Linked DNA regions of Homo sapiens: region 2 is linked to region 1. A link is a contact called in ENCODE POLR2A ChIA-PET data. All regions are on one chromosome and are shown on one strand. The core of a region is the stretch at or near the end of the contact, and the rest is flanking DNA. Distances in the headings are between cores, read along the strand shown. Region 1 overlaps LOC124902181 (a long non-coding RNA gene). Region 2 has its middle 31 kb from the start of ALDH1A1.

Region 1 (5,763 bases), core at 1,697-4,196:
CCTGTTGGAAATTATGTAACCTCTCCAAGTCTCAATTATTTGTAAGACAAGGAGGTTGCATAACATGATTCTAAAATTTCTTCCTGTGCTGTAAACCTGAGCTGTCCAATATGGCAGCCACTAGCCATATGTGACTATTGAGCACATGCAACATGGCTGGAAATGGAGATGTAAAATATACGCTGGATTTGGAAGACTCCATAGGAAAAAGCTAATGTAAAATGTATCATTAATATCTTTTCATTGTGCTTACATGTTAAAAAAATACTATTTTGAATATATTTGGCTAAGTAAAATATATTACTAATACTAATTGACCTGTTTCTTTTTTAATGTGGTCACTAGGAAAGTTAAGATGCCATGTGGCTTGCATTTGTCGTGTGCATTTCATCTCTATTGGGCAGTGTTGTTCTAAGAATTCTCTGAGTTTATGAAATAAGTTTTAGTGAGAGTTCCAATTAAATCATACCCAGATCTAGAATTCAGATCTTCTGGGAAATTTCTGATAAGTAGATAGTGTTGGTGGCTCCCCCTCCATCTGACTGCAGCAGTTGATTTGCATGGCTATGCAGAGATGTAGCCTTTGAGGAAGTAGGAGAAGGGAAGGGGAATGGATGAGATTAGAGTACAGTGGGGACAGATAGAGACTGCAGCCAGAATCCAGTGGAGCTGTTCATGGAGTGGGGATTCTGAGACGGTGGAGTACATGTAGCGCACTTTTGGTTCTCGGGAAATAAAGCCCTGCAAGTCCACCTGCGAATGGGGTAGAAAAACACTGTGATACTACCATCAGCTGTCTGTTTGGGGAGCACTGGTGATAGCCCACTTCAAAGGAGTCTGCTAAACTCATGACAGGCACAGCAGGCACTTCTCAGGTATTGGCTTGAAGGAGTGAAATAAGAGAACAGAGCAGGCCACACAGTGAGACAGCCTGAATAGATCAATTCATAAACTATGGACTCTCAGACATAATCAGATGAGATTTTGCATAGTACCAATGTCTAGGACTCAAAATGTGGGTGCGATAACATTTGGGATCTTAATGTTGATAAGGCCAGTGAGATCAAGGAAAGTTTTTATTTTACTTTTTTAGCAAAGCAACATAAAGGTCTTTAAAAATAAAAGTTGTTTGAGAGCAATGACACACCAGGTTTTCTGTGTTGTTTCAAACAGCAGGCAGTGTGCTCATGGTGTCTTGCCTAGGTCGTCTGGGTGAGGTTATGGGGTACAGTGAAGATGGAGAAGTATTGACAGATATGCACGTTGCCACTTCTGTGTTGCCTCCTCTGTCGGTTTATAGCCAATAAAATGTAGACAACATTCACTATCTTTAGGGGGCATCCAATGCTCAGTTCTAGCTAATTATTGCAGACGCAGGGCTCCCAGATCTTCTGGTGTCTAAAGAGAAGCTGGAAACCTTGATTTTTATGTCACATACTATAATATTTAAATGTTAGTAATTAGCACAAATTAATACGCGCGCGCGCACATACACACACACACACACACACACACACACACCATCTGTTGGCAGGATGCTGTCCCAGGGCCATCAGTGTACACTGTGATATTTCTAATATTAGAAACCCTATAAATAAGCAGCCCTTATTTGCACATTCTGGAACAATTTTTCAAAGCTTTCCTAGTCTTCTTCTTCTTTAAATAATGCAGGGTTTTTTTGCGGGCTCACTAAGACATGCTTTTCCTGCACAAAGAACCTGAGACATGAGCTTGGCTCAGATATGCTACCACAAGGTGGAGCTCAAACGTTTTTCTTTTTTGTCGAGTTTTACATGAAGTTAATGCTGATTAATGCAATAACTGAAACTATGATTCTATGACAGCTTAGTTTATCTCCTGCTGAGATTGCTTATGTGCTTTGGTTTTGTTCAGAATTATTAGCTGTAAAAACAAACAGCAAACAAACACCGCACACCCTGAAAACATAACAGCCTACCCGTCTAATTTTTATTTTATTTTTATTGTATAGATTTAGGTTAATTTACATTTTACCATGACATATGCTGAAGGCAGAGTTAAAGGAGTAAGAAAAATATAGAGTTTGGAACTCTTGGGATCCTATAGGCTTACAATTCAAATTTTAAATTTAAAATAGAAAATAAACCGAAAAGAAAACATAATTCTCTAAGACAAGAAACATGTTTCCGTTTAGGTAAAAGGAAAACCGATGATTTGTCCCTATGGGCTGAGGTACTTAAAGAATCTCTCTCTGCCTTAGGGCCTAGTCCTTCCTTAGGTTTCCAGCTTTATTTCCTGCCATTCACTTGGAATTTCCCTGAACCTCACTTTCCAAGTACATGAGTCCATACAACATGCCCTGTTCTGAGATGTGGCTTTGCCTTGTTTGTTTGTTGTTTCATTTCCCAGCTGCTTCTGTTGTCTGGAAGGTGCTTTGTTGGCTGCATCCAGACTATTGGAGTTTTTCCTTTTTGTTTCTGTTTTAAAATAACAACTCTTGTTTCAAGGCTCAGCTGAAATCTAAAGCCCTTCAAGAAGTCTTTCCAGTTCTTCTAAGTCAGCTTCAATAATCTACTCTTCCATGATCATGATAGTACTGACTTAGGCTTTCTGGGCTACAGGACTGCTCTGAATACCTGACATGCCCATTCTCTGAGTTCCCACGAAGAGCATTCTTGTTTTACAGCTAAGACCCCTGAAGAGCAGAGAGACTGATGCAGCTGAGCCTCTGCAGCTGGCACTGGAGTGAGACTCATCTCAGTCCTGAGTCTGTGCTCTTATCTGCTAAGCTATGGCATCTCCCTGAATTGTTACACCACATGCTTCATGGTCTTATCTTGCCATTTTTAACTTTTTATTATTATTATTATCATCACAGTGGCTTATTTATCTATTTACTCCATTAGAGTTTGAGCTGTTCAAGGCCAGAGGGTAAGTCTTGTCACTGTGACTCAGCAGTGCCGGCTCTGGGGCTGTCCAGGCAGGAGGGGAGGGGTTATGGTTCAATGACTCTGAAGGCCAACGTCCAAGTTGACCTAGCTTTGCCATGTGTTAGCCATGGGGCCTGGAAAAAATGCATGTCCCTGATACTTAGTGTCCTCCCCTGTAAAATATGGAAGGTAATTGCACTTCTTCCACAAAAAACAAGGTTTTGTGAAAAGTGGTTGAGTTAAAATCTCTGAAGAGCTTGAGATGCAGAGTCTGGCTCATAGAACTCCCTATGTGCTAGGAATTATTATAGCAGACATTTGGCACTTTGAATCGACAGTCCTGGCATTCAAACTGATCTATCACAGTTTTCAAGGCAGGTTTTAAAGCTTTAAACACGTTGTCCAGCTAACTTGTTGATGTTTTACTCCCAATTATTTTTAGAATAAAAAAAGTTTAAGGATTAGTTGGTGACCAGAAGTGATAAGGCAGGCCTTGACTTAGATGTGTGATCTACACTTGTAAACCTGGTAAATACTCTGCTGAGTAATACACACAAAACACACTGATTTTGAATAACTGGATCCCAATTTTATACACAGTAAGATGAGCAGGCAACTTTACAATGAGAAAATAAGACTATTAACTTCAATTTGTTTTTCTTATATTTAAATTCTAGGAGGTATTCTTATGCTTCTGAGTCTCCTATTGACTTCTGCTGAGATTATTCTCACGATATTGCTGAAGAAATTTGAAATTTCCCATTAAAGCAGATGCTTCACTCTCCAATTCATTGAAGCTAAAAAAAGACACAATCTTTTAAAATTTTACAGAGGTTGTATGGATTTCAAGGTTATGATAAAGAATCTAAAATTCAATCACAATATTTTCTTTATGGAAAATTTGATTGGATTTGCATAATTTTGACTTACAGGAAACTGGCCAGTCCCAAGTAAAAGGATTCTCTGTTCCTCTGTGAATTGCATTATCCAGTAATTAGTTTAACACATTGTATTAGTCCTTCTTGCATTGCTATAAAGAAATACCTGACACTGGGTAATTTATAAAGAAAAGAGGTTTAATTGGTTCATGGATCTGCAGGCTGTACAAGAGGCATGGTTCTGGCATCTGCTCCATTTCCGGGGAGGCCTCAGGAAACATACAATAACAGTGAAAGGTGAAGGGGAAGCTGGCACATATTACATGGCCAGGGCAGATGCCAGAGAGAGAGAGGGAGGTGCTACACACTTTTAAACAATCAGTTCTCATGAAAACTCTACCATGAGAACAGCACCAAAGGCAGAAATCTGTCCCCATGATCCAACCACCTTCCACCAGACCCACCTCCAACATTGGGGATTACAATTCGACAAGAAATTTGGGCAGGGACTCAGATCAACCCATATCACACATGTTTTCTGAGTGCCTGCTACATACCACTCACTGTTCTAGTGACTGGCATGCTTTCCTCTTTGAAAATAACATGGCTATAATACTTATATTTTCTTGGTGACCAATCAAAGTCAAGTGAAAAGCTGAATCTTTGAAATAGGTAAATTCAAGCAGTTGAAAATTTAACTGCCTTAATAGTTTACAAGGAAACTAAGGAGGATTAACCAAAGTGGGCCCGAGTGTGGGTCTTCCCACGTTCTCTTCTTGTCCTTTCTCTAATTGAAGGTCTCATCCTCACTGCTGCTCCCTTCGACTACCCCAGGCACTGCCGCCTGGCCAGGATAGGAAGGTGCCACACAAGAGTGACCCTTCCATCTCTTCCTTTGGGCTCCATCTGCCTCCTGGTTTTCACTGTCGCTGGGTTTAGATTATTATAGGGTTTCCAAATTCCCAGCAGATAGTAATCTTTGAAATTTCAGAACAAATAATCAGAATTCCTGAAATGGTATTATTCTCTATTTTTAAGAATACATATTTACATATTTTTAATTAGTAACAAGTGACCATAATATTAAACTATGAATCATTTTTCTACTATAAGATTTTACAGAAAGTTGATTTAAAATTATTATTATAAATCAATATATTGGGACAAAATGATATGTTTTAAAATGATATGTTAAAATGATCTTTAACTGACATTGACATTTTATAGTAGAAAACATTGAAAGAAGGGGTGTTAAAACAAAACAATTGCTGAATAAAAATAATTTTAAAATGTAAACTTTATATTATGTATATTTAATGTTTAGAAGTTAACTTTTTTATTTTTAAAAATTTTAATAGTTTTGGGGGTACAGGTGGTTTTTGGTTACATGGATGAGTTCTTTAGTGGTGAATTCTGAGATTTTAGTGCACCTGTCACTAAAGCAGTGTACACTGTACCCACTCAATATGTAATCTTTTATCCCTCACCCCACTCCCAGCTCCCCACCCTGCAGTCATCAAAGTCCATTATATCACTTTGTATGTGTTTGTGTCCTCACAGCTTAGCTCCCACTGATAAGTGAGAACATGCGGCATTTGGTTTTTTATTCCTGGGTTACCTCATTTAGAATAATGGCCTCCAGCTCCATCCAAGTTGCTGCAAAAGAAATTATTTCGTTCTTTTTTATGGCCTAGTAGTATTCCATGTTGTATATATACACATTTTCTTTATCCACTCATTGGTTGATGGGCATTTAGGCCGGTTCCATATCTTTGCAACTGTGAATTGTGCTGCTATAAACATGCGTGTACATGTGTCTTTTTCATGTAATGACTTCTTTTCCTTTGGGTAGATACCCAGTAGTGGGATTGCTGGATCAAATGGTAGATCTACTTTCAGTTCTTTAAGGAATCACCATACTGTTTTTCATAGAGGTTGTACTAATTTACATTCACACCAGCAGTGTGTAAGTGTTC
Region 2 (5,763 bases), core at 1,072-3,571, 120 kb after region 1:
AAACAACTGATTTTCTTAATAGTTAACCTAACATGTTTTGAAAAGACTTATAAAAAGACTATGCTGAAGGATTAAGGAAATGCTGACTCTCTCAAACAAAATCCAGAACCGCGAAAGATTTATCACTGGAAGCAGAGTTCCCCACGGGGACGTCCATTTTGAACGAAGCGACTCCAAACTTGTTCTCTCGAGTTTCCACTTTCCCATGGGTGCTGGTGGTAGGCGAGAAAGTTCTTTCTACATTTTATGTTATTTTTTTCCTAACTTTAGGCATTCCTTTCAGTACAACTAAGCCAGGCTAGATTTTCAGAGACTTTTATATACAAGGAACAAAAAGGAAATAAATGCGGAAAATACATGATGGACTTTCTTTTAGTGAAAGTTGTGTAGATCTCCTTCAGGGCCAGGAATTAGCCTTATTTCTCTAAATCTCTGACACTTAGGACAAATTTTGACACACAACAACTGTTTTATATATTGAATTAATGAATACTCCAGTGACTAAAATATGTGAGTAATTTGGATAACAGAGTACACATGGCTAGTGTGCAAGTAGGTTCTTTAAGTTTCTAAACCGCTGCCCCAAAAGACTGGACTAATTTTTAACCCCCTTGCTTTGCTTTCTTGTTTCCTAGATCTGGCCTCTGGAGAAATGGAGATCACCATCTTAAAACCCTCGCCCTTCAGTTGCCTCCTGGACAAGCAGGCAAAGCCATAGTGAGGAGAGGCGGATCCTATTCTGCTGCTCAAGGAGGCTCCAGGCTGTTGAACAGACAGATGACACCCAGAACGTCTCCATCTCCACCAACCCATGCCCTATGGTGCAGGCAGAATAGTCTTTCAAAATACCGAAAGGATCACTCCATTCCTTTGCTTAAAACTCTTCAAAAATTTACTCTTACTTGTAGGCTAAAGCATAAAATTCTTGACAAGGCTTACAACTATTTTTTAAATGGCATAAATATATATATATATATATATATTTTTTAATATGGCTTAAACAGTATTTTTCAACTGACAAATCAGAAAATCAGTCAAATTAATTGTCAAACTAAAATGTAATATCAATTCAGTAAGTTGAGACCAGCATTTACAAAAATAAAATGCAGTGGAATATGTTAGTGTGTACTGCATGTAGAAGGAGTCAGTATTATTCATGAACTTTAAAAAAAATGACGCTTATGTGACCATATGTAATATAAGTATATCCTATATAAAATATGACATACAAATATCATATCACATTGTACATTACCTCAATATTTGCTGGAAATGATGAAAGTTCCTGAATGTACTATTTCTGAGAAATATCTGTGTCATGGGGATAGGGAACCTAAGCAGATTTTTGAAAGTGAGGCAGCATGACTCATTCAAAGGAACACAGTTCTAAGGAGGAATCTAGGCTTCGTTATCAGCAGGACATCTGCCCAGATATCTTTTCAAATCTGGCCATCATAGCCAAAGTTGGACAATGATCCGTTGGGTCCACAAATCTTACAGTGAGAGCACTCAATGCAGAGAATTCTTATCGGGATTAAAGTTTCTTAGGAGTAGTCCCAAGTTCGGAATCTCAAACTCTCTTCAATTCTTTACCCCCACCTGCTTCATGATGATGGCATAGAGGACATACCTTTGTAAATCATCTTCCTAGGCTCCTCTGTGGTATTTGAAAAATCTACAGTTTGCTCTATGTTTTAGGAGACTGTGAAACATAAACTATTTTTCGTAAGCCTATTGTAAATCAAGCCAGTCTGTTAAAAAAATGCTTTGAAAGAAAAAAATAAATCTAATTTAGATGTCTTCTGTGGTTACAAAATGGCTTAACAGACAACTTTTGATGAATACATCACAGGAGTTACCAGAAATCAGATAATGTGCCTGGAAATGTTAGTCAATTATTAAGAATTATCCTCAAAACTGTTCCAAAAGAGTTTATTTGATTTTATGTACCTACTAAGGAATACAACGCTATGTATAAAGTTTGCCTGCATTCATGAAATTTAAGCTAAATACTGGCAATGGGAAGCAAAAAGCGGAATAACTAACTAAAATATCCCCCGTAGAGACCAATCATTGAGATAAGTATAAAAATAGGTGCCAAAATACAAAGATCATCCTTTTAAATGATTTTTCACAATCTATTAACAGCTCCAATTTGGAAAATTCTCACAAAAAAATTAAAATACTGGATCAAGTGGAAAGGATCCTGATTCCAGTCAAGAGTCAGTGTCTCAGTTCCAGCCATCTGAAAGTCAACAATGTAGGCCTGGACAAAGAGAAGTGCCAGGCTCTGAAGACCTCTGTGTTCCTAACTGGAACACAGTGCTTTAGAGCAGATGGGCCTGCCTTTCAAGCTCTGTGCTACATGATTCCATGTGCACATTCTCTCAGGCTGCTCATTAAGGTACTTATTTGCCATGGAAGATAATAATCTGATTCAAATTATGTATCTAGACAGAACAAATTCAACAATAACATGAAGTTTTCCTACCTTAAAATTAAACTATTTTGCATGTAAATATTTAAGGAACAGCTGACTTAAGTTTTCTCTATTAAATATAATATAAATAGAAAAAATATCCTCATCCCCACATCAGGCTGCAGATAAAGTTGTTAATCATCAACTTGCACTGTTAAAAGCAATTGCGGTTGAACAGCTTTCAGCTTTCCCTGCAGCAATCTGTTTCAAGTCAAGATTCAGATAGCCTCTTGATTTTTACATGTTGGACATGTGGGCAGTAAATCTATAGATAAATATTTTTGCAGTTAGGCATCACACTGATGACACTGCATTTTGAGAGAAGTGGAGAGGAGAACTGACTACATAAATGTAGTTACATCATAACAAGAAATAATTGTTTAATGGTGAAAACTTTTGCCTATATATCATTTAAAAAGGCCATATCCAAAGTGCTAAGTCATTCTATTACAACCGGGGTTAAATTAGTTTGATGGTAAAGTTCATAGATAAGAGAAAAGTTACTCTTTAAACCATCCCCTCACCCGCCTGAATGCTTGGTGATAGGATGTCATCGTTAATGATTTGAGTTCCCTAAAGAAAGCTCTGTAGCCTTTGGAGAAAGCTAACGATGTGTAATAGAAATTTACTAGAAGGATTCATGGTTTTTCTACACTTATACTAGACTGTATAGTACAAGAGGAAATTATTTTAGATAATACTTCATCTGATATTTATTGAGCATCTGAAACATTCCTGGCATTGTGCTTTACATATAAGGGAAAGAAAATGTTGAATAGATTCCTAAATATTCTGCCAATCTTGGCCCTTCTAATGTTTTCTCCACAGAGGCAGACCATTCCTTGTGAAACACAAATCTAGTCGTCATGTCACTGCTAATGCACAAGCCTGTTCAGTGGCTCCCTGTTGTACTCTAGCTGATAAAATTCAAACTCCTTAGTGTGCCATGTTAAATTTCCTTCATGTTGTAGTCCTAGCTTACCACCTCTAACAGCCTCACCTCTCTACTTCCTTGCCCATAAATTGAGCTTCCTCATGTTACTTTACCACCCTGAATAGAACTCCCTCTTTGGCTTATGGGAATTAGAATATGATATTTTCTCTATCTCTATCTTTTCCTCTCTCTCTCTCTTTTTTTCTTCTTGGCCATCTTTCCTCTCTCTCTCTCTTCATTTGGTTAATTACTATTTCAGGTCTCAACCATGATACCTTATTCTAGGAAACCCTTCCCTGGCCCCTTAGGAGTGGGGTCAGTGTCCTTCCTTCATGTGATCTAATAGATGCTTGATCCAAAGCATCTAACGACTTCCAGTCATGGAACTTATCAGACTATGGTGTCTATGAATCTGTCATATGCACTCAGCTATTACAGGACTGTGTCTTGCTAGCACTGTATCCCCAGAAACTAATATAGCACATGACTTAAAGTAAGTCTGTTCAATACATAATTATCAAATATAAGAGTAACACATATCATGGTCCTGGGGGAGATGCAGGAAAACATTTTCTTTGTGTACCAGGTTCATAACAGATTTTTACAAAAATTGTTCTGAAGATGAAGTACACTAAATTGTTAATCACCATGATTCCAAAGCCTAAGGTTTGTTCCAAGAGAGCTGTGGGCAGCAAAATATGGAATTATTTAGAGACTCTCTGTCAGTAACATTGGAATTGTGAGGAGATTGTTTAATATAACTACGTAGAGTAAGTGCCTGGGAGGAGCATGCCTATAAAAAGTAACTGTGCTTCCATTTTTAGGCATCTTTGTTCAGCACGGTGCCAGGTACATGCCGTCTCCTGCTTGGCAGCCCAGCATAGAGTTACACCCTCTGCATTGCATTTAATTCCCTTTATAATTTACATAATCCTTCTGCCTGTGCCTATCATTTTACAGAGCAAAAGGAATCCCATCATGAGTACACTAAGCCATATACTTGGCTGCATCACACAGATGTTTCACCTGGACTATGTCTGGCAGTGCAAGACCCCAAGTGATGATAATTTCATTGTACTTAACACAATGTCTCCCTAGAGACAGTGGGAGCCAGGGGAGGGGATACCTGAGGTATAGAGAAATCAAGCCTGCTAAGCATAATCACCCTTGATAACTTGTCTCCTTTCAACAACTTGTGCTTTTAGACATGCATTCTCATTTAGGGTATTTAAAACTTACCTATTTCAATAAAATGGTTCCAGTGTCAGCCCCCTTTGAAAACTTTATACTCATGCCAAACTATCACTGTGATCACTTGTGAAATACTGGCTTTGAGAGGAAAGATGGTTCAATTTTTTTTTTTCTGAAATGATGGTGCTTATTAGATCTCTACATATTTTTAAAGATAAGACAGGCCACCATGTTAACTTTAAAAAAAATGTATCAATGAAAAGACATAGAAATTACCAGAAGTAAGCAGAAAGAAGTAGCGCTCTGAGTAAAGGGATACACAGTAAATCTTGGCTGCAAACAATAAAACAATTATGATGGTGTTCATAGTACGTTTATGTTTGCACAAATTTACAGGCTAATAAAAACAGAGCACTAATGCATTCAAATATCTGAAAGTGCCAAAAGAACTGAGTGCCATTTCACAGGTGTACTTTAGATACATTTTTTGATAACAAGATGAAGGGAAGTAAGAATGGTATTTGAGTACATCAGTGTGGTTTAGTTCACCAATGTCCTACAAGAGACATTTTACTTCTCAAACAGAAGCGCTAAAGCTAACTTCACAAAGAATTTGTTGATCACTCTTTGGCATTCAGATATACCCATTTGTAGGATCCTACAATCAGAGGGCCAATAATTTCTATATAATCCTTAAAGGCAAAAAATATTTAATGAAAATTATTCATTCCTCATATTCTCATTTTTTGCATTATTAAAATATGACTATGCTGTCATTAATTTCTTCAAGTTAATAAAGTCCTGGAGAAGTTCTGTTTCAAGTATTACCCAAATACCCTTTAATACAGGTGTAAGAGGAGCTTGATGATCACACAAATGTAGGGTCTTGGGTGATTAGAGCTAAGCTGAGTCTAGGCACATGCATTCTAGGCTGATTCTACCTTTGACTATAGGACTTTGGGCAATTCTGTTTTGCCTTTCACTATGTCAGTGGTTCTCAAACTCGTAATCACCTGGAGAACTTGTTAAAATACGAATTGATGTCTCCCATCCCCAGAGTTTCTAATTTAGAAGATTGGAGTGGCGTCCAAGAATTTGGATTTCCTAATAAATTCCCAAATAATTACTAATGCTTCTGCTATGGGACATATTTTGAAAA

Evidence for each region. ChIA-PET counts read pairs that join two places held with the same protein, here RNA polymerase II (POLR2A).
Region 2: POLR2A ChIA-PET joins it to region 1 with 11 read pairs in HepG2. The contact joins two enhancer-like sites. POLR2A ChIA-PET finds 5 or more read pairs at or near these places in 2 of 52 experiments (HepG2 and OCI-LY7).

Annotation. Positions count from the first base shown.
Region 1 is chr9:72,855,490-72,861,252 of GRCh38, forward strand. It overlaps LOC124902181 (a long non-coding RNA gene), which reads right to left. Exons shown (of 2, transcript XR_007061578.1): 2 at 1,963-5,763. Among named protein-coding and RNA genes, the nearest start is that of LINC01474, 16 kb to the right of the region's middle. RefSeq lists an enhancer at 2,547-3,746. Within about 2 kb of position 2,947, at least 8 of the 41 ENCODE cell types and tissues checked have a DNase peak (open chromatin) inside an H3K27ac peak, as active enhancers do.
Region 2 is chr9:72,980,935-72,986,697 of GRCh38, forward strand. No RefSeq gene overlaps it. Among named protein-coding and RNA genes, the nearest start is that of ALDH1A1, 31 kb to the left of the region's middle. Within about 2 kb of position 2,322, at least 2 of the 41 ENCODE cell types and tissues checked have a DNase peak (open chromatin) inside an H3K27ac peak, as active enhancers do.